Regions from separate parts of the Mus musculus genome. Here region 1 is linked to region 2. Evidence: chromatin loops called from intact Hi-C (ENCODE). Cell type or tissue: heart. All regions are shown on one strand. Each heading gives the region's core, and the rest is flanking DNA. Links, peaks and the distances in the headings are about the cores only.

Region 1 (11,011 bases), core at 1,267-9,266, 50 kb after region 2:
ACCTTCAGTTTACCGTCTTGGGCAGTGGCTCAGGAGGGTGATGGTTAAGGGATTAGGCAGCAAGCGTGAGGATCTGAGGCCAGATTCCCCACAACCTAGGTGAAGCCAGATATAGTATGGCACGCCTGTAATTCTAGTTCTCATACATGGAGGTGAGGACAGAAGATGCCATGGAAGCTCATGTACCAATAGTTTGCCTGACATAGTGGCTCATAACGGTTCAGTCTCAGATGAAGTAGAAGGTGAGAAATGAAACACAAAGTTGTCTTCTGGCCTTTACACGCTTTGTGCCTTAGTAGACATGTGTGTACACGCATGCATACATATATGTATATATGTATAACTTTAAAAGTAACTGAATAAATATTTCTTGAGGGATTTTAAAAACTGGGCTCAGTACTGTTTGGAAATCCTGCTAATTAAGGTCAAAGTCTACCTCTGAACTTGGTACAAAATGGGGGACTCCCCTTTTTCCAGCAGGGCATTCATAGTACTTTAAACTCTAGCCAATGATTTTACATTCACCCTGAAAACTCCTTCCCACTCTCCAAGATTCATATATAGCCCTTGGTGTATAAGGTGTACGCACACCAGCTGTCTTTCTGAAGATTATCTAAGAGAACTGCTCCGTTGGATGTAGTCTAAAAGAGCTATAACATTAAAATCCTCAGAGAAGGCCTTCTTTGGAGAAGGTATATCCCACCCTCCTACCCTCCCATCCCCCCACCCACTCCTAGCCAAACCTGGAGCCTGCAGACCCCACCCATTCCAAACTCTGCTTCATCCTTCCAGCACCTGGTCACTCTGAGGGAGGAAACAGAGGATGCTGAACCACGGCTGGTCCCCAACACGCATACCACACAGTACTAGGCACTACAGAACAGGAACACACGGGTGCACAAAAGAAATCCTTATCCTGTTAGAGTTTGTTATCTACCAGGCTAACACAAACAAAGAATGCTATAAGGGCTGACAACATGGAGAGTGTTAGTTGGCGATAAATGTTTGGTATAAAAATTAAACAAATAGCCAGGCATGGTGGCACACGCCTTTAATCCCAGCACTTGGGAGGCAGAGGCAGGCAGATTTCTGAGTTCAAGGCCAGCCTGATCTACAAAGTGAGTTCCAGGACAGCCAGGGCTACACAGAGAAACCCTGTCTCCAAAAACCAAAAAAAAAAAAAAAAAAAAAAGAAAGAAAGAAATTAAACAAAGAAGCAACATTAGAGATGTCAGGTATAAGTACTGCCTAAACTGTGTGTGTTCAGCAAGGGCATATGTTAGTTGCATTTTTTTCTTAACCCAGCTAGCTCCCAAATAATTGAGAAAAGACTATTTTATTTATTGAACAGCTTTGAGGCACAATGAATGAGCAGTGTTAATCTATTTTAATCCGATAAACTAACCTGGCAAAATCCCTGAGATGCTTGCATTGTGTGACTTTCTCTGTTCCAGATGTTTTTATGATGTTTCGGGGACCCTTTTCTCCTGGCTGAATCTCCACTTCCTTTCTCTCCCTCTCGATCCCCTTGCTGGGAGGAAGTCCAGCCCTATTTTCTCCCTGTTCTGTCGCTGGCTGATCAGCTCTTTATTGACCAATCAGGGAATAACTGGAGAGCAATGTTTATACCACATGGAGGCAGGAGAGTCTCAGAGTAAGGACTACAACCAAACATGGGGACACAGAAGTCAACATTTGAGTAATACAAGAATTATCTTTATATGGGAAACAGTAACATTATGCCTACAGGGAAGGGTAGGATAAACATAGCAGATGGAATTGAGAGGAGATAAACTTAAAGTATGCTGACCATTATAAGACTTGTACTCTGTGTATGATAGAGAACCATTGGGAAGTTTTTGAGCAGAGATCCACTCATACTGTAACAAGATCACTATAGCCATTGTGTTATGGATATAATAAATGCATAGCCAAAGCAAGAAAACCACTTAAGAGGCGAGTCCAGCCATCTAAGAGAGAGATGGTGGTATAAGTCTTCTGGCTACCACTCTACATTTTCATGTACACTTGTGAATATTTTGTAATCATTAATATCATTACATCTACAGGTTGCATCAATAATCACATTCAAGGTGGTTTTAAGACGAGCTGGGGAGGGGGGAATTCTTCCCTCCATCTTAGGTCTTTATTATTCTGTAAACCTTGTACACAAGTCGAGCCAAGTAACTTATTTCCTAAATAGTTCACAAATGTTCCGCACCTGACCCTCAGAGCAGCAGTCTGGTCATAGATCACGCATCACTCAGTTGCTGAACATCTCCAAGGAATCAACAAACATATGGTTGGCTGCACCTGCTCGTGGCTTCACCTGAGGCACTCTTGGGGGAAATCCAGAGATGCTCAAGCCAGACCTCACAAGGAGTTGCCCATATTAAAAGACTGTGTACATGGTAAAAAAAATAAAATAAAATAAACATTCACAATCTCTCTATCAGGCTTCTTAATTATAAAGAAATAAAGTACTAATGAAAACTAGGACTTATAAAGTCCTGATTCTGTGGTTATTAAAAAGCTAAGTGCTCTCTCTCCTTTCTTCCTTTTCTCTTCTCTTCTCTTCTCTCCTCTCCTCTTCTCTTCTCTTCTCTTCTCTTCTCTTCTCTTCTCTTCTCTTCTCTTCTCTTCTCTTCTCTTCTTTTCTTTTGTAAGTTAGGAATAAATTCACTAGCAGAGGAACAGACCAAAAAATGGAACCATGAAGTATAAGATTAGAATTTCAGTCCCGTGGAAAGACTCTGTTGCTGAAGATACCACACACCACGATGACAGGACATGAAAAAGTCAAGTTGATACTTGAGAGGAAACTTCCCTTGCTGGCTAGCTTTCATACTACCAAAGAGGCAGCAACAAGACTGTAAAAGCCAGAGGTCAGAGAGGAAGCCAGAGGCCCTGCTGTAGTCGTGAACTCACAATATGTGCCCTTTATAGTGTGGCCTGCCCAAGATCTGCTTAAGATCAGGCAACCCAGTACGCCAGCGCGGAGGGGGAGGAGCCTCACAAGGCCCCACCCTAGGCTGAGGGGCTACTGACAGCTGATGGCTTCTGGAAGAAGAGGGCCATTTTTCCTTAACGTTGTGCCCCTGATAAGTTCCCCCATGCTGAAGGTGATGACCCACACTCGTGAGTATACGGGAAGAACAAACTGGAGTTGAGAAGGGTAAAGGTGAGTCTGGGAGCTCAGGGAAGGAATGGAAAGTGAATATCAATATACACTGGATATAGGAAATTCTCAGAGAGTTAATAAAACTATATCATTTTTAAAAAGATTCTCAGTCCTGTATTTATTTCTGATTAGAGGTAAATGTGGGCTTCAAGAATGTGGTTACCAGGGCTGGAGAGATGGCTCAGCCGTTAAAGGTTAGGCTCACAACCAAAAATGTAAGAATGTGGTTACCAGCCAAACTGTATTACAATCCATTTCATAGGCCTGGGACTTCACAATTCCAGTGGTGAAAAAAGTTTAGACTAATTCAGACACTTGAGAAGCCCTAACCGCTGCTGAGGCACCCCACTTGATGCGCCTGTGTTGATCACCACAAATCTGGGTTTTAGAAAAATAAGGTAAAAATAAAACAAAACAAAGTAAAACAGAAATAAACTAGGCAGAACTATTCTGGGAAGATGGCTCATGAGAAACTAGTTATAATCTTCAGAATCCAAACTTTAAAGGTGGTGTACAGTGTCACAGGGCACTAATCACAGCACCGGAGACAAACAAACAACAGTGTCCCTAAATCTGCTGATCAAGCACTGGGTTGAGAGAGAGAGAGAGAGAGAGAGAGAGAGAGAGAGAGTGAGAGAGAGAGTCCTGTCTTAAAACATAACATGGAAAGCACCTGGTGTCAGCCTCCACACAGATGTGTACACACACACACACACACACACACACACACACACGTGTACATGAATACTCATAAATATGCACACATGCATCAGCTCACAAGCATACACACACGGATGTAGAGGAACACACCTACTTCACAAGCATCACAAACTACACAAAAGGCCAGAGATAGGAGATTAGCTTTTGGTTCTTCCATTTTCTGCTGTACTTTAAATAGTGTCCACAGAATTATGACTGTGAAGGTTCTGTGTCTCTTGTTCTCCTGGCTTCAACACCTTCATGACAAAGGCTTTAGAAGATTAACATATAATGAACAGAAACCTTCCATGTCTCCTCCTTTCAACTATGCCTCCACAATCATCTATATCAATGCAAAAGTAACCCCTTCCCTGACCCTAACACAACCCCCACTCCACACCCCTAAAAGAGTAGCAGCCTGAACAGGAAGCCATTGAAAGAACTCTTAGGAAGTGTGATAAGGATGCTGAAGTCAGCTCTCCACAAGTGACGGCTTCCGGCAGGAGTCCAGGAGGGGAGCAACTCAGCTCTATTGAATTGGCAGGCCACTGAGAGTGTGAGTTTGCTCCACTGAGTACATAGATAAAGCAATTAAACTTATTCTTATTTTAATATTTATTTTCTTTGGGTGTGGCACGTCACAAGGTTGGGTAGGCAGATATGGAAGGACTGGGAACTGAGTGTGATGGGGTACATGATGTGAAATTCCCAAAGAATCAATAAAAATATTATGTTTATATATGTATATATAATAGATGTATATATTACATGTGTAAGTATGCATATATATGTATAAACATATATACATCTAGAGAGATAACATAAATGTCTACATGTGGTATATAAAACACATGTGTATATATGTATATATACACATAAAATATGTGTGTATATGTATATATATATATATATGTGTGTGTGTGTGTATACACATATACATATAATATATATGTGTGTGTATATATGGATATGTGTATACACACACAGGTAGATAGATAGATAGATAGATAGATAGATAGATAGATAGATAGATAGATAGATATGGTGATATTTATACCCAAAACCCTGAAACAGTTATCTCCACTGAAAACTTATTTAGAGAGACTTATGGAAAGCAAACCCACTCTGCGTTGAAGATTAATAATCAAAGCAGATCTGCTTATATCAGTGACTTTTAAGTATGTTTTATACTTTCCCTGCTTATAAATGTGGAAAGTTTTAGGCTCAGTGTCCTGTCCTAAACACCAACTAGACAACAGTAAGACTCAAAGTCCTGGTGGCTGAAGAGAAGAGCTCTGCTCCGTCTGGGAACTTCTCCCAGGGTCATTGTGCCGCGGTACAGCAAGGCAATTCCACAGCTCCTGCCTGAGTCACAAGTCAAAACACCAGCACGGTCCTCCACTGGCACCGAGGCCACCCCTTCAGAGCAGGATGTGCTCTTTCCGTGAGGTGACAGGTTACATCCCCATTCAAAACACCTCGTTTGTTGCCAAACTATACGTAAGGGAAAGAAACAAGGTCTGCCCTCAAAGGCTCCTCTGAGACTGAGACAGGAGAATAGCCGGACACACGCGCAGTATGAAGACTCTAAATTAAACAATGGCTTTATAAGAGCACCTCCCCATGTGACTTTGAATCAGAGTAAAGGGAAGTGACCAAAAAAATCAAAGCAGTAAAAGGGATCTTTATTTCGAGAGTATTCATTAACTAGGCAAAGCCGAGCTTTAAGAATTAGATCTGTGACAGAAAAATCCTCCTGGCTGTGAAACCAGAGCTTTGATTTCTGTTGGCTTGTAAAATAAATGATAATACCCCCTTAGAGCTCTGTGCTGCCTTTCCGTTTACAAAGCCCTTTCCCATGTATGATTCTACTTCATCGTCACAGCCTGCTTCCCAGGTACTGAGGTCTGACTATCCCATTGTGTGTGTGAGGAAACTGAGGCACGTTGTACAGACAGAACTTCCTCAAGGATGCATGGTTATTAAGAAGGAGAAAGGAGAGGGCTGCTCAGGAGCTATTGTATCTCTGCAGTCAATAGACAAAAATCAAAATTATCAGATGTATATCTGTGTTCACTGGGGAAATCCTAAAAGGATCCTAAAAGCAAGAAAGAGGAAATAGATCAGACTTGGAAAACGGCAATCCTACAAGCTGGTTTTTATGTACTCTGTGACAATAGCAAGTGATTTAGCCTGGGAATGTAGTTCAGTATTTAACAAAGATGGACAGGGCCCTAAATTCTATTTCCAGCATTAAAAACAGAGGGGAGGGGAGGAAGAGAAGACACTAAATATATTTCTCCAAAGACTAGCAAAATGAATTTTTAAACACTAATTTACTTTTAGTTTATGTGTGTCAATGTTTTTACCTGCATATATGTATGTGCACCACATGCCTGCAGTACCCACGGAGGCCAGAAGAGGGTGTCAAATCCCCTACAACTGGAGTTAGAGACAGCTACCATATTGGTATTGAGCAAATTCTGAAAGAGCAGCAGGTACTCTTTTGTTTGGTTGGTTGGTTTGTTTTGTTGTTTTTGTTTGCTTTTCGAGACAGTGTTTCTCTGTGTAGCCCTGGCTGTCCTGGAACTCACTCTGTAGACCAGGCTGGCCTTGAACTCAGAAATCTGCCTGCCTCTGCCTCCCAAATGCTGGGATTAAAAGCATGCAACACCACTGCCCGGCACAGCAGGTACTCTTAACCTCTGAGTGGTCTCTTCAGCCCGTAAAATGATTTTTACTTTTGAAATGCGTAACAGTTACTATCAAAGGCCAAAGATACAGTATGTATGAAAAGCTTTCTTAAAAATAAATCAATACATAAATAAACAAACGTTCCTAGACTGGTCTATAAGCATGATTAAGTGCCTGCTAAGAAACTAAATAATATTATGATGCGCCATGCTGAAAGTATGTGAAACGTAGTTATAGTAACCAGAGTTGGGTTTTAGTTCGTTGGTTAATTGACTGGCCCATGGGTTGGCTTTATTCATAAATATGAGCTCCGATAAAGCAAAAAGCATATGAAAGAAAGGCTTTCCTTTTGAATATTGCCTCTAAGAGATCTAAGCATTTTATTTAGCTACTGAGAACTTTATATGATTGGGGGGGAAAATCATTTCTGGCTTCCTACCCTGGTACAGAGGCAGCCTTGAAAGCCAGTGCACTGAAAGAAACGATGTGGAATTCTTAGTTTAAAAGGAAGCACATAATTGTGAGCACTGACAGGTTGCCATATCTGTTTCAGTTTTCTACCCTCGCCACTGAGTAGGATGCTGCAGGAGTACTTGAGATGCCTATCATTACCTAATGTTCACACCCACTTCAAAGAGACCTGCTTAGGCCAAATGGCACCCATTTCCTACCGTAATGCAAAAAAAAATAGCTACCCTACGAAGAGCTCACTCATAATTTAAGGAAATTGGACTTCTCTGGCCTGGAGGTCCAGAAATTAGCCTTATTAATTGAGATATTAAAATAACGCTGGTAGGTTTAGAATACGGGCAGGAGGGTTGGACCCGTTCCAGCAAAAGCAACCAATAAGGGGCCGTAGAGCAGCCGTAAGAAAGCAACCAATAAGGGGCCGTAGAGCAGCCGTAAGAAAGGTTGGGAACAGAAAACACAGAGCAGAATGGATGAGCCTAAGAAAGCAGAGCCAGGGACCTGCTGACTCCACGGTTCTTATTTTCCTTCCATCTTCGACGTGTTTTAGAGATGCTCTAGTGTCCCCTCCACACGCTCTCCTCAGCAGCAACTGAGTGCTTGCTTTTCATCCCTTGAAAACAGAAAGTCTTTAAATACTGCAAACACAGAAAAAGGGCAGGGCATCATTATAATAAAGGGGTGGTGTTAAAACTAAAAAAAAAAAAATGTGGAAAATTTGAAGAACAAACTAAAAACAACACAGACGATGACTGATGTAAACAGTGAACATGCAGCCATAGCTGGCTGAAGCTGGCCAGAACCCTCGACCAAAGAAAAATGAACCGAACCTTGTTTGTAAAGCAGAGAGATCCTGGCGGTGAGGAGGGTATTTATGGAAATATCTGCAAAGGGGCAATGACAACTCAAACCACCAGAAGTAAATTCTAAACCATCAGTGGATCTTGTGAACAAATGGGGTGTTTTTTAATTGAATCAGCTTCAATTTACTGAATTCCTCTGAAATGCATTTTCTGCCATCTCATAAAAGTAATTTTTTTTTGATAAATCTCATTGATTTAAGTCCAAAATCAAGTGTGGCCTTCATATCTGTTTAATTGCTGTCAGTTTCTGGCTTCTCGAGTCATCACCTATTAAAATCTTGGTTAGAAGGCACAACGTAGTTCATGAGTTAAATACAAAAGGAAGAATTATCTTATGCCAGACTCCTAGCCAGGTTCAGTGCTATTGGTTATTGGTTCTACCACTTATGTTTAAACACTTTGGCATAAGATACACAAGCCAGATGTAGTGGCATATGCCTTTAATCCCAGCAGATGGGAAGCAGAAGTAGGAGGAGCTTTGTGAGTTCAAGGCCAGCTGGATCAATATCATGAGCTACAAGACAACCAGTGTTATATAGTGAGACCTTGTCTTGGGGGGAAAAAAAAGCAAGAGAAGAAGGAGGAGGAGGAGGAGGAGGAAGAGGAGTAGGAGGAGAGGAGAGGAGAGGAGAAGGGGAAGGGGAGGGGGAGGGGGGAAGAGGAGGGGGAGGGGGAGGGGGAGGGAGAGGGAGAGGGAGAGGGAGAGGGAGAAGGAGAAAGGAGAAGGAGAAGGAGAAGGAGAAGGAGAAGGAGAAGGAGAAGGAGGAGGAGAAGAAGAAGAAGAAGAAGAAGAAGAAGAAGAAGAAGAAGAAGAAGAAGAAGAAGAAGAAGAAGAAGAAGAAGAAGAAGAAGAAGAAGAAGAAGAAGAAGAAGAAGAAGAAAAGGAACACATGTTATTTGTTTTTAACTCTAGCATTTTCTTTTGCCTTACAAAATGTATGCATACATATATCTTGAATTAGATGTAATGATGGTCTGATTCCCTGTCTCAGAAAACTGACTGTGTTTGACACAAATATTCTGTGTCACCAGCATGAAGAGAATTGTCAGATCAATCAGTAATGTTGGCAAAATTAAGAGCAGGTGACAAATGAGAAGAACAGAAAATGGCTAAGAATAGCTGTCAAACAGCAGAGTTTCTTCCTTATGATTGTCGGGGTGGGGAGGGGAAGAAAGAAAGAAAGTCAATAGGAAAAGCCAAGTGCTAAAATGTTGCTCTCAGTTCAGGTAGGGGGCCACAAATGTACAAAGTTAGATCTTGAAGTCAGTCATTTGTTTCATTAATATTCATGGTTCTTCAGTTGTATGCCAGGTTCCAGGTACATGTTGCTGTAGTTAAGAGCCCTCTGTTGTGGCTGTCTTAGTGAACACACTATTGCTGCAAGGAGACACCATAACCATAGCCACTTTTGTAAAGGAAAACATTTTACTGGAGCTGGTTTCTGTTTAGAAATTTAGTCCATTGTCATGGCAAAAAAAAACACACAGTGGCACACAGGCAGCCAAGCTGCTGAAACGGTAGCCGAGAGTTCTACATCTGGATCCACCAGCAGCGGAAAGACAGACACCGGGCCTGGCTTGAGCTTCTGAAACCTCAAAGCCCACTCCCCAGTGATGCACTTCCTCCAACAAGGCCACACCTACTCCAACAAGACCACACCTACTCTAACAAGACCACACCTACTCCAACAAGACCACACCTACTCCAACAAGACCACACCTACTCCAACAAGACCACACCTACTCCAACAAGACCACACCTACTCCAACAAGACCACACCTACTCCAACAAGACCACACCTACTCCAACAAGGCCACACCTACTCCAACAAGACCACAGTCCTAAACCTTTCCAATAATACCACTCCCTGTGAGCCAAGGAGGGCCATTTTCATTCAAACTCCCACAGGGGTCCTCACCTACAAAAGCATAAGACCTCTTTAAACTGCTTTGTTGTGTAATCTCCATTATATCTCTGTACCTTTCCACTGAAGATGGACACACACACACACACACACACACACACACACACGAGCTCAAGGAAATGTTTTCCTTTATAAAAGTTGCTGTGGTTATGGTGTCTCCTCACAGCCATAGGGCACTACAAGTGTACAGTTTTGTCTAGTCATTTCTAATTTTCCAAGCCTCAGTTCAAATAGTATCTACCTTGGGGATTTTACTCTGTTTGTCTGCCTCTGATTTAAACCTCACATCCCTTCAAAACACGAATAATGTGCAAACTGCGACTCTGCTCACTACTGCAGAGTTCCCTGTAAAGGCAGGGACTTCAGTCTAGCACAATACTAGATCCACAATGACTATTCTGTACGTGTTTCATGGATGAAAAAGATAACTGAACTGCTGAGAAGCAAGAGTTACCAGGAAGCAGCCTTACATACTGAAAATAGTGGCTTCTTTCAAACTGGAAAGAAAGTTGGGATATGATGACAAGAACTGTTCATGTTACTTGTCTTGGGAGCTTGGGAACAGATTTAAGACCGGAGTCTCTTATGAATATTATATCTTGCCCTTCACCAAGTCAAAAGCCTGGCAGTGTAGTCTCTTTAATCCTGATCTAACACTCAGCTAACAAACATGGGCATATGAGTACATGGGCATGAGGCAAGCACACACACACACACACACAAAGATACCTCCATACTCTCATCTTCATTAGATGTATCAGCTCACTGCTTTGAGTTCAACACACTCAAGATATCATTCCAATGATGTCCTACTAAGGAAATAAAGTAAATACATTTTTATTTCAGAGGAAAAGCATCCACATTACAAGTTGCACAAGTGTGAGCTTTTAACAGATGATGATAAATAACTTATCACATCTCTGGGGCTTGTCTCATGCTGCATTCTGTTGGGCAATAGCTGAACAGCCGGACCTCATGGTTTAAATGTAAGCCCAAGATGCGCGCTGCATGCCTACAACAGTGAGAGGCTTTAAATCACGCTCAAGTCACTGTTATACAACCTGAGCTCCATGTGAGTTCCCTTACTGTCACTGGAAAGACATTTTGGTGGAGCAGCTGGAAGAGGAGAAGGAGGAGGAGGAGGAGGAAGAGGAGGAGGAGGAGGAAGAGGAGGAGGAGGA
Region 2 (11,011 bases), core at 1,076-9,075:
TAGCACTTGATGTGACCTTGTACCTCCTCCCATCCCAGTATGATAGTTTTGATCAACAGTACAAAAATCATTGACACTAGAGCAAGAAATGCAAATGCAATACCACAGATAGGCAAGGAAATGGCAAATAGAGAAAGACTAGAATGTTAGACGTTTAAAGAAGGTGGTATCAAAAAGCTTACAAGCAGCCGGGCATGGTGTCTCACACCTTTAGTCGCAGCACTTGGGAGGCAGAGGCAGGTGGATTTCTGAGTTTGAGGCCAGCCTGGTCTACAAAGTGAGTTCCAGGACAGCCAGGGCTATACAGAGAAACCTTGTCTCAAAAAACCAAAAAAAAAAAAAAAAAAAAAAAAAGCTTACAGCTCCCCCCCCACACACACACACACATTCATACTCTCAAGTACACACACAAACAACTAGAATTAACAGAGATGGAATAATAATAAGTCAAAATTATTGTATTTAATATAAGAAAGAGAAGCCAGGGGTATGTTTGGTAGAGGCTTGGTATGGTGTGGGGGAAGGTGGTACCTCTGTTGGCCCATGCTCTGAGGCATCCCTTACCCCAGAGGTACCAGCCACATGGATGGTATGGTATAGAATAGAGCATATTTAGGTCATGGGGAAGAGTGTTACGGAAGTAGAGACAGACACACACACACACACACACACACACAGAGAGAGAGAGAGAGAGAGAGAGAGAGAGAGAGAGAGAGAGAGAATAGAGGAGTAGAGATCCGCCATGAGCACATGGAGAGAGAGGAGGGAGGGGACTGGGAAGAGGGGAAAGAGGGTAAAGGAAGCAGGAGCAAGAGGAGAAGAGAAGAGAGCAAGAGAGAGAGGAGGGGACAAGCAGCCCCTTTTATAATGAGTCAGGCACACCTGACTGTTGCCAGGTAACTGTGGGGTGGAACCTAGAGGAAATGCCAACAAAAATTTAAATCATAAGGGACTTGATGTAATAAAGTTTTAAAAAATCATATTTTTTAAAATTTTTGAAAAGGCTTAAGAACTTTAAGAATTGCCTGTGCTGGGGCTGGTGAGATGGCACAGCGGTTAAGAGCACTGACTGCTCTTCTAGAGGTCCTGAGTTCAAATCCCAGCAACCACATGGTGGCTCACAACCATCTGTAGTGAGATCTGACCCCCTCTTCTGGGGTGTCTGAAGACAACTACAGTGTACTTACATATAATAAACAAATTTTTTTTAAAAAGCTGCCTGTGCAAAAAATAACTCTTGTTACCAAAAACCTATCAAAGTTTCATTTAAATTTAACTAATGTTATTGCATGATTTTACCGGGAAAATTAAGTTCCTCCCTGTCCCCAGGTTATAATGATCAGCATTTGATTAAAGTGCTAAATTGTAAGACATTCGCCTATATTTAAATGTAAGAATAAACAAAGTATCAATATGAGGCTTGTTTGAAGATACAGATCCAATCACAGTTCACTTGATTGTTTTTATGTAATATTTATGGATTCATTTTCAAGAGCTTTTAAAATTCAGACGAAGGTGTGTATACAAAATCTCCTTGGATAATGAGAAACCATTCATTGTTTTAGCTATTGATCCTGTCCCCCAAAGAACTCCATACAGTCCTGAGACTCACCACCGTCCAAGCAAGTCATAGGCAAGACTATGTATGACATGCATTTGTGCAGAGCAGACCCCAGCATCCTGCCCACACCTACCCACCTAGCTTTCATAACTTTGTGCTGCAACAGAGGAAATTGCTCCTTCCTTTAAGGTAGGAGTTCTCTTTGATGAAAGGGAAGAGCTTAGCCACTAAATTCATTTTCCCTGATGAATGAAAGAAAAACCACGAAAGGCGGGATAGAGAGAGGAGCGGTGACCGAGCTTGGCCATCAATCTCAAGTGACTACTGACACTCAGTTAAGTGATTATTGCAGAGCTATGAGGCTCCTGTCCCTACCAGCTGGAGTCAGGCTCCTTACTGACAGAGAAGACCCTGCCTACCACACCCTAAGTAGCCCAGCTGCCCACATGACAGATTTGCTGGCCCTGTTCTCTCTACCGTAAATCAAGCGATCCTCAGTAGGAAATGATTGTATTCATCCCTAACTTTACACCATAGAAGCTGGAGCTACCCAGGGCACGCTTCAAATTCTACCTTTGTATTTGCAAGCTGTGTGATTTAGAAAAGTTTCTTCCAAAGCTTCCCCATTGATCAATGTAGAAGAGGAAAGGTCGGTGAGATCCCACCCCTAACCAACACATTATTTGCAATTCCATACCTGTGAGCAAAGGCACAAGCAGTTTTCCCCAATGGGACATCACAGTGCAAAACAACCACACTCCAAGGCAGGCGCTATGGCCAGGAAGAGCTGGCCAACACGAAATGAACCTGTTTTGTCTTATTCTACCGTGGGCTTTTTTTGTTTCCCTTTGTTTTGTTTGGGCATTTTTGAGGGTGTGTCTTAGTGGTTTTGTTTGTTTGGGAGGGAAAAGAGATTGAGAATGTGAAGTTGGGTGGGTAGGGAGGTTTGGAAGATGTGGGGGGAGCTGAGGAAGGGGAAAAACATGATCAAAATATAAGAAAAATAATTTACAGTAAAATGTTTTAATAAAATAAACAGTCCAAAAGAAAGAAGGAAAGAAAGGAAGGAAGAGAAGGAATGAAAAACAGATGGAGAAAGAGGAGGAAAGACAAAAAGAAAGGAAGAAAGGAAAGAAGGAAGGAAAGAGAAGAGGAGGAAGAGAGAGAGAAAGAAAGAAAGAAAGAGAGGGAGGGAGGGAGGGAGGGAGGGAGGAAGGAAGGAAGGAAGGAAGGAAGGAAGGAAGGAAGGAAGGAAGGAAGGAAGGAAGAACACAGACAGACAGACAGACACACAGACAGAGGAATGAAAGTGTTAAAAGCAACCTCAATCAATTGCCAAGAGACAGTACGTGAAGCAACACTCCCAAGAAGGTCCAACAGTGTGCAAACCTCACTGCAGACATGCTCAGACCTCAGTTCCCACCACTTTTCCTCAGCCAGAGACAAGGGGAAGCAAGTGTCCGCCAAGCGGACACCTGCTGGGAAAAGAGGAACTGAAAGCGGATAAGGGGGTGGGTTGGGGGGTAAGGGGAAATGAGATGGTGCCAGCGATTAACTGCAGCGGGTCGACTTTCAAGGTCTGAGTGAGCACTTCCACCTACAATCAATCTTCAAGTACTTATGAAGCCTGAATATTTTATTTTTATTTTTCTGTGTCAGACCACGTGGACCCTAGCTAGAGAAGAGCTGGAAAGCTGGGATTCCACTCTCTCGCGGAACTTGCAAGCCACCAAGCTGCTCCGGGACCCATCTCTACCAAACAATTAGCCAAGGAAGCAAAGCAAAACAAAAACAAAGCTAAGCCCAACTCGCCGCTGGCTTGGGAGAGCTGCCTTAAATTTCAAATACAAGGACAGAGAAAGCTCCAGCCTGCCTGGGATTAACGAATTCACTCTCCCCTCCCCCAAGGAAAAAAGCGCTAAAGAACAAGGTCAAAGGCGAGAGGCTCTGGGGAGTCACTAAGGTGATAAGAGTGCTTCAGAGACAGTGACAAAGGGGTAGTCTAGTCGCCTTTGACCTTTCAGAAAATCGTCTCAAGTGTGATGCAGATCAAAGTCACTGGTTGCTGAGAGTCTCTAAAAAAAGAAGCAGTAGCCAATGTGGCTTAGGGTCTTAAACTATGCACGAGAGAGGTTGAAGATGAAAAGCCGCAAGGTCGGGCGAGGTTCCTTCAAGACTGTTCGGATCACAGAGGACTCTTCCGAGGGGCAAAGAATTTACATCTTCAACAACCCCCCAGCAAACATTGTTCAGCCATGCACCCATGTGACTTCCTCGATGTAAAGAACTCCGAGATAGCAGCCTCAGTTCCTTTTTCGCTTTTGAAAGCAAACAGTTCTGCAAGAAAACAATACAATGGCTTTCCCAGGATTGGGGCGGGGTGGGTGTGAAGCCAAAGGAAGTGAGTTCTCTTTTTTTACTTTGTGGGTCCCGAGGATGGCGCAGGAATGGCTAGCCTTGGCACGAGGGCCAATGGTTAAAAACAAGAAATCTGAAAAGAAGGAATCTCTTTTTGCTTTCACCACAATGCAAAAAGAGAGAGAGGAAAAAAAAGCAAATCAAAATAAAATTAATTCATTTTATTAGGATAGTTTTGTCTAAGATCTTGTTAAACCCTATTAAAATTATTGAACAGTTTACCTTTCAGATCAACAACCATTGGCATCTTATAGCCTCCATTTAAAGAAACAAAAGAGTAATGATATAGGGAATGTAAACTTCTTCCTGGCAAGTCCTCAAGAGATTTTAGTTCAGTAAAGAAGACAGAAGTATAAATAACACGAGCCACTATGACCGATGTAACAAAGAACTAATTAATTAGACTAAGGGGTGGAGGGAGTCCTAAATTGAGGAGCTAAGAAATACTTCTTGAAGCAAAAGATGTGGGTTCAAATTTGGGCTTTGAAGAGAATCTTTCCAAAGAAACAAACAAACACGCAAACCACACTACAGCAAATGAGGATAAAGGCAAAGTGCTGTTTCTTTCTAGTCCTGTAGGGGGCACTAAAAAGGGCAGGTAGAGAAGACGGTTGTAAACAAGGGACCAGGACAGCCTAGGGAAACAGTCACATGACATCTGGAGGAGGGAATGCACCTTACTAAAGCCAAGGTAGGTGGGTGACATACGACTGGAGGCTCCTTTGTCTAGTTCGTTACTGTCTTCTTACTCAACTCTTTCCTAACTTCACTATTTCAGCCTGAGGGCTTATTTTCCCACTGTACTTGGAGGGCAGAAAGAGGAAATAACTCACCCAGCAGAGGGGATTTCTTTGTTGGGTTTTGAAGAAAGATGCTGGGGGTGGCTGACTCTGCTGAAACGTTTCCTTTTTCTCTTGGTGTTTGTCGGATTCTGCTCTTGAGCAATCCTGCTGCCTTCAGTCAAAGTCAACCCGCAGTCCCGTCGGCTTCTGACTTTACCTCCTGAAACTCTCCTACTCTGCCCTTTGCCTCTTCTGCTCAGGCGGGCTTACAGTTTCACAACCTTACCACCAATTGCAGAAAGTGTGAAACATTTGCACATCTGGTATCAAATATTACAATCTCCAGGTTAAAATGACGACTCAAAGTCAGATAGGGCTTTCTCTACTCCGTGAGCACTTCACTTTGCCAAGGGTTCATTCAAAAATGACATTTGCAATTTTCTCGCAGTGAAAGCAATGCTTTTCTGAGGTCACCTTTCTCTCCCTCTCTCTCTTTCTCTCTCACTCACTCTATGTGTGTGTATATGTGTGTGTTGTATATAGTATGTTGTATGTATTTCTGTATGTGTGATGCATGAACTTTTTCATGTAAGCGTGTGCACGTGTGCTTGGTGGTGCGTGCACACACGGATGCATGGGCACGTGGAAGCCAGAGATCAGCATCAGGTGACTGCTTCCATTTCTTGTGAGATGGGCTTGTTCACTGACCTCATCAGATTGCCAGCCTGGATGGCCAATGGTCTCCAGGGATTTGCCTGTGGGTTCTCCCGCTCCCGCTCCCCCCCCCCCCAGGTCCAGGAAAACAAATATGCCATTCAGTGTCTACGAGGTCCTGAGGCTCTGAACTCAGGTCCTCATGGCTTGCATGACAGGCACTTTACTGGCTCCCTAGCCTCTGACTCTCCCCATTCAGAAATGTGAATGACTGAAATAGACATTTTTAGGAGATGTACAGAGTTCAGTGTCAGCCTGAAAAAAAAAATCTACATCGCTGCGAATATAAGAGATGGAGTCCTTAAGCCTAACTGGGTTCTAGAACTGGCTTTCAATCACCCAGAGAGAAATTCACTTTATGTGAAGATCAAAAGCTTGTATAGAGTCCTAAAAGCAAAGCTGTCTATATTGCTCCTTCCCTCTGCCCCCTCTGCTCCAACACCCCTGAACCACAGACAACGGTCCTTTACAGTTCAAGCTAAACCAGGGAAAGTCTCCTCCTCTCTCCATCTCTCCTCTCTACATCCATTTCGGTATGAAACGCTGAGGTTTGGGGGTTGGCAGAGGCTCCTAGAGCAGAGTACAGACAGATGATTAAGTAAATACAGTGTGAGTTTTAGTCCGGTGAAAATGTATGCCTATTCACAAAATGACTAAACAAAGCATTGTAAAACAACAACAAAGTAGCCAGTTGATACTTTCCACAATCTTCAGCAAGTTTTTTCAATCTGTTTCTCAGGGGTCAACTAGGACCATTGAATATCATATATTTACATTATAATTCGTAACTGTAGCAAAGTTATAAAGTAGCAACAACATAATCTTATGGTTGCAGGGTCACCATAACCCAAGGAACTATATTTAAAGGCTTGCAGCATTAGGAACCGCATTAGAAAGGTCTCCAGCTTTTAAGGCTCTGCCACTAAATGCCTTTGCATAGACTCACAAACTTCAGGGCAACAAGCATTTAAAAAGCATCACTTGAACTAGCAAGGAATCCAAATGTACTAAGAATGTGTTTAAAAAGTGTCTAGAATCTCCGGTCTGTCTGCTATCATTTTATTGAAATATCTTCTCCTTCCCACAAATACTGGAAAGGGGTCATAGCCTAGGAAGTCACTTACTAGCTCTCAGCGTCAGAGGAAGCACCTGCTGTCAGCTGCTTCCTGCCCGAGACCATCTTCCCCCCTCCAAGTTGATTGCTATATCCACAAAGCCTTCAATCCTGCCTGGACTTACCAGGAATTCAATGAATATTTGTTGCACAGTGAGTGAATTGAAGTTTTCATTGTTGGCAAAGTGCTCTCTTAACTGCCCCCAACCAGCCTTACCTTGATCAAAGGTCTCAGAGCACTTGTGTCCCAGGAGGTTTCTGACCTTCCAGGTTTTAACCTGGATTTGGCCCGAAGGCCTCAATGAGACTAGCAACCTCTCTGGGATGAGGCTGCTCATTGACTTCAACATTACCCTACTTGGCTTTCCTTGGCTTTTTATGGTGGTAAATTCCAGAATAGATAGAAGATACTGCACAGTGTGGCTATACGAATGGCTAAATTTGAGCAGACAGGTCCTAAAAGTCATAGCCAGCTTCTGGTATGTTCCTCCCTGGGATCCATCCCTTGAGCCCATCCAATAACTTCTTCTCAAATGAGGGTTGGACTTAGAGCTTACATCTAACAAACTCAGTACATCTAACAAACTCCATACAGTAAAAGTTACCGTATATCCCAGATTTAAATATAAAAGAAGCAGCTAAATGCATTAGCATCCACTTGCCTGCCAACATTCCAGAACTTTCAGTAGAGAGATCAAGTTCTTTGTGTTCACAGGGAGATGCTAAACACTGTTCTGACTTCCGAAAGAAGGGTACTGGTTTTCTCTGACTACCTCCCCATCACTTACTTTGAGGGGGAAAAAATGTGACATGCAACAATTAGTCCCATGGTGAAGTTCAGATGCTCTAGAAATGAAGACTCCAGTCAACAGCCAGTGAGATACTGAGATCTGCCATGTGTAGGAGCTAGAAGTCAATTCTTTAGTGCCAGCCAGTCGAACTTTGAAATGACTGGATCAGAAAGGATCTGATACCCTTTCAGGGATCCTGTGCCAGAATCGTTATCCCTGACCCACAGGAGCCATGAAATAATAAGTACTGCCTTAAGCTGCCAGATCTTGGGGGTTATTTGCTCTATAACAAGACATAACTAAGGGCTGGCAAGCATGTTCGTAAAGGGCCACATAGAAAATATTTTGGGATTTTCCAGCCAGATGGAGTCTGGATCACTCTTGAGCTCCGCCATTGTAGCTCAGAAGCAAACCAAAGATAATATGCAAATGAGTGGACATGGCTATGTTCCTATAAAACTTTATTTATGAAAACAGTCAGCCGGCTTGCGAGCTGTGATATGCCAACACTTGCTGGAAGCCACTATATATTTTCACTCTTTATAAGTTCTAGTGTCTTGTCCTAGAGCTGTCTTTTGGAGAGTGGAATATGGCCACTTCAGTTTATAGATTATCTTTTCTAGGGCAAAGGATACTCCTCCCACTGCTCAACTTGAATAAAGATGAAAAACTGAACTTGACAGCACAAAAAATAGAAGACTCCTTCGCAGTGCTGAGAAAGGACTGTGATCAAGACAGTTTGAATCTGAATTGGCTTAAGAGAAGAAAGACAGGCAGTGTGAGCATGTCAGCTGCCTGAACCGACACACCATGGACACCCACTTTACATAGTGATGGGATGGGACATTAACACAACTGTTGGGGGGCAGGAATTTAAGGGCTTCATAACCAGTAGCTCAACTGTTTAGCTGTATTGGTAGAAACTGGGAGACATTTAAAACATAATCATGCAACAGCACATTTGTTCGAAAAAAATTACAACAAGGCTTTTAACCACTCGTGACTTACACATAGCATGCCAAAGACACTAAAGCTCCCATGTGGTCTCCGGCCATTGCAGAAACACTAAGGAGGACACATGACCAGCAGACGCCAAGGGTGATTAACAACTGGACCTCAATGACCAGGGTCAAAGGTGGCAAGTGACAGATTAAACAGGTACATCTCTCTCTCTTCTGCTTCTTGGGTTTCATTACTTCAAATCAATACCAGCAAAGACACTCTCAAAAGTCAGGTAGGACCAGCTACAGCACTAGCATATCTAACAGAGGCCACCGAACAGATATAAATGGAAGCAGTTTTGTAATTATCAAATAAGTACACTTTTCCAGGGAGACAGGTGGGTCTCCCTCCACCCGGTTGCCTATACCCCATCTTTGGAAGGACAGAAGCAATCAGGAACACTACTGCTTCCCCAATAGTGATGGAATGCCTTCACCCTAAGCTGTTTGAAAGAGAGACAACGGAAGAGCTTGTATCTGGTAACTTCACACTGTTTTCCCCCAAAGTCAGAGGGAGAAAGGAGCAGAAGAAATCGCAAATTGGCTTCTTTTTTTTCTTTCTTTCTTTTTCTATTACAGCATAAACAAATCACTACAAACAGAAACTTAGAACAACATGAATTTATAAGCTCACAGTTCTTCAGGTCAGAAAGTAGGTGTGGCTCTCCCTGGGCTAAGAATGGCAGCGGTGCTTTCTAGCTTCTAGAAAGGCTTGGATCCATTAGCGCACGGCTCATCTCTCATCTTCATCTTCCTGGTCATGTTTCACTGGCGCATCCCGTTCTCTGGGAGTACAGCATGCGCGCACTCTCCCCTTTTGAGGATCAATGTAACTCGACTGAGAGTACCAACCATGGAGGGTAACGTATTCATAGGCTCTAGGCATGGATGCCATTGTAAGGGAAAAGAAGAGAGTACTCTGCAATAAGTACTTTGTGAAAAGAGAAGAGGCTGCATTCGGTTCAATTTGTAGTGTTGGAAGAGCCAAAGTTAACCCGGAAGCCCCTCTTGGCCAAGGGCATGGTAACTTCCTGATGCTGGGAGCTGTAGTTCTTGGGAAAAAACAAGCCACATATTTTCACCCGACACAAGTTTGTTTGAACCAACAACACCAGATATGCTTGTAGGCATAATATGTGTCAGGATGTGTGCTAGCCCCTGACTGAACCTTATAGGAAATGCAATGAACTGTGAGGTTTTGCCTTTTTAAGCCCGTGCAAAATGTGAATCATGGCCATTTCCTGGGAATCCCAGAATGGACCTGACCAGTGCCCATCCGGGTCGGTATTTGATAAAAGCTTGCTTCAAATTTGGTTCAAAATTCTGGAACTGTTTTTTCTCTTGCAAATCTCAAATCTCAGGATAAGCAAGTCTGGGATCCCAGCATTTAAGGATAATTGATACTTTGTATATTACATAATTTATAAACCTTCCCCAAACAACATAGTAACATGAGTAGCTAATTCTTTCCACGAACATTGGGTTGATGCTTCTGGCAAGTTTGGTTCAGTGAATAGGAACACATGCTGTGTCCTCTGAGGACTCGAGTTTGAATTTTCAGCACCCCTAGCAAAAGTCAACCATGGTTGTACGTGCCTGTAGCCCCAGTATTGAAGAACATGAAAAACTGGCCCCAGGAGCTTACTGGCAGAGCAGCTTAGCCAAATGGCAGGTTCTAGTTTCATGAGAGATCACTCAAGGTAATAGGCAGAGAGAGAGAGAGAGAGAGGCAGAGAGAGAGAGAGAGATCTGGCCCATATGCACACACCCACACATTCCTGTAAATGTTAATTTTAATATAAATGTAGGCAACAAATTAATATAGTGGCTGTTTTTCTTTATCCTAGCTAATTCCCCAATAATGACAAAGAAGATGATTTATCTAACAGACATTTACCACAATACCTGGGCAGTCATTGCTTTGTACTTTAATCCTCTAAACTAATCTGACTACTTCCTAGCCAAAGTCCCCATAATACTTGCATTTAGGGCCTTCCATGCTCCAGCTGAACTCTTATGATGTTTCTCCTTCTCCCTCCTGGTGGCTCAATCTTTCTTCCTCTTCCCCTCCTCCCCCACTTCTCTCTCCTTCCCTCTCCCTCTCTCTTTCTCTCCCTTCCTCCCTCTCTCCATTCCTCCCCTGGATGGCAGAAGTCCCACCCTCTTCTCTCTTCTGCCCAGCCATTGGGTGATGGGTTTTTATTGACAAGGCAGAGAATAAATGGTAAGCACCATTTACATAAACTTGAGGCAGGAGATTCTTGACTTAAGCCTTACAAATGCTATGTCCCAGTTGAAACAAAATATGAGGGAAATGCTGAGAAATCAACATTTGAATAACACAAGGGTAAACTTTACACAATGCACAGCAATATTATGCCTACACACACCCACACAGTCATATCCATGTACCACACACACACACACACACACACACACACACTCACGCATGCACACAAGCACATACACACCTCCAGAAATAGCGCATCGACTCTGTCAATTTGACATAATGAGATCACCCATGAAAAGCCTAAGGGTTCTTAAAGGCATGCATAACCCAAAACATTTTTCATGTAGAATTCCAGCCAGAAAGATATAAACCTCCTTTAATCATTAAGAGATAGAGAAGA

What was found. A loop is a pair of places that touch in the nucleus more often than their neighbours do. Peaks named below come from ENCODE experiments on the same cell type or tissue, not always from the same donor. Only the 100,000 strongest peaks of a DNase experiment are listed, where the experiment ranks them.
Region 1: it touches region 2 in a loop (4-fold over the local background); 7 of 42 quality-filtered maps call a loop at or near these places.

What each region holds. Positions count from the first base shown.
Region 1 is chr10:99,404,278-99,415,288 of GRCm38, reverse strand. No RefSeq gene overlaps it. Among named protein-coding and RNA genes, the nearest start is that of Gm34983, 50 kb to the left of the region's middle. In heart, for the core only: CTCF peaks have their summits at 1,631 and 6,292 (motif pointing right); a DNase peak (open chromatin) is centred at 5,348; H3K27ac peaks cover 624 bases.
Region 2 is chr10:99,453,844-99,464,854 of GRCm38, reverse strand. Gm35035 (a long non-coding RNA gene) reads left to right here and starts at 4,181. Exons shown (of 3, transcript XR_872000.2): 1 at 4,181-4,670; 2 at 8,441-8,538. It overlaps Gm34983 (a long non-coding RNA gene), which reads right to left and starts at 5,100. Exons shown (of 3, transcript XR_380739.3): 1 at 4,813-5,100. In heart, for the core only: a CTCF peak has its summit at 4,556 (motif pointing right); DNase peaks (open chromatin) are centred at 3,034, 3,894, 4,904, 6,634 and 1 weaker place; H3K4me3 peaks cover 1,270 bases; H3K27ac peaks cover 2,787 bases.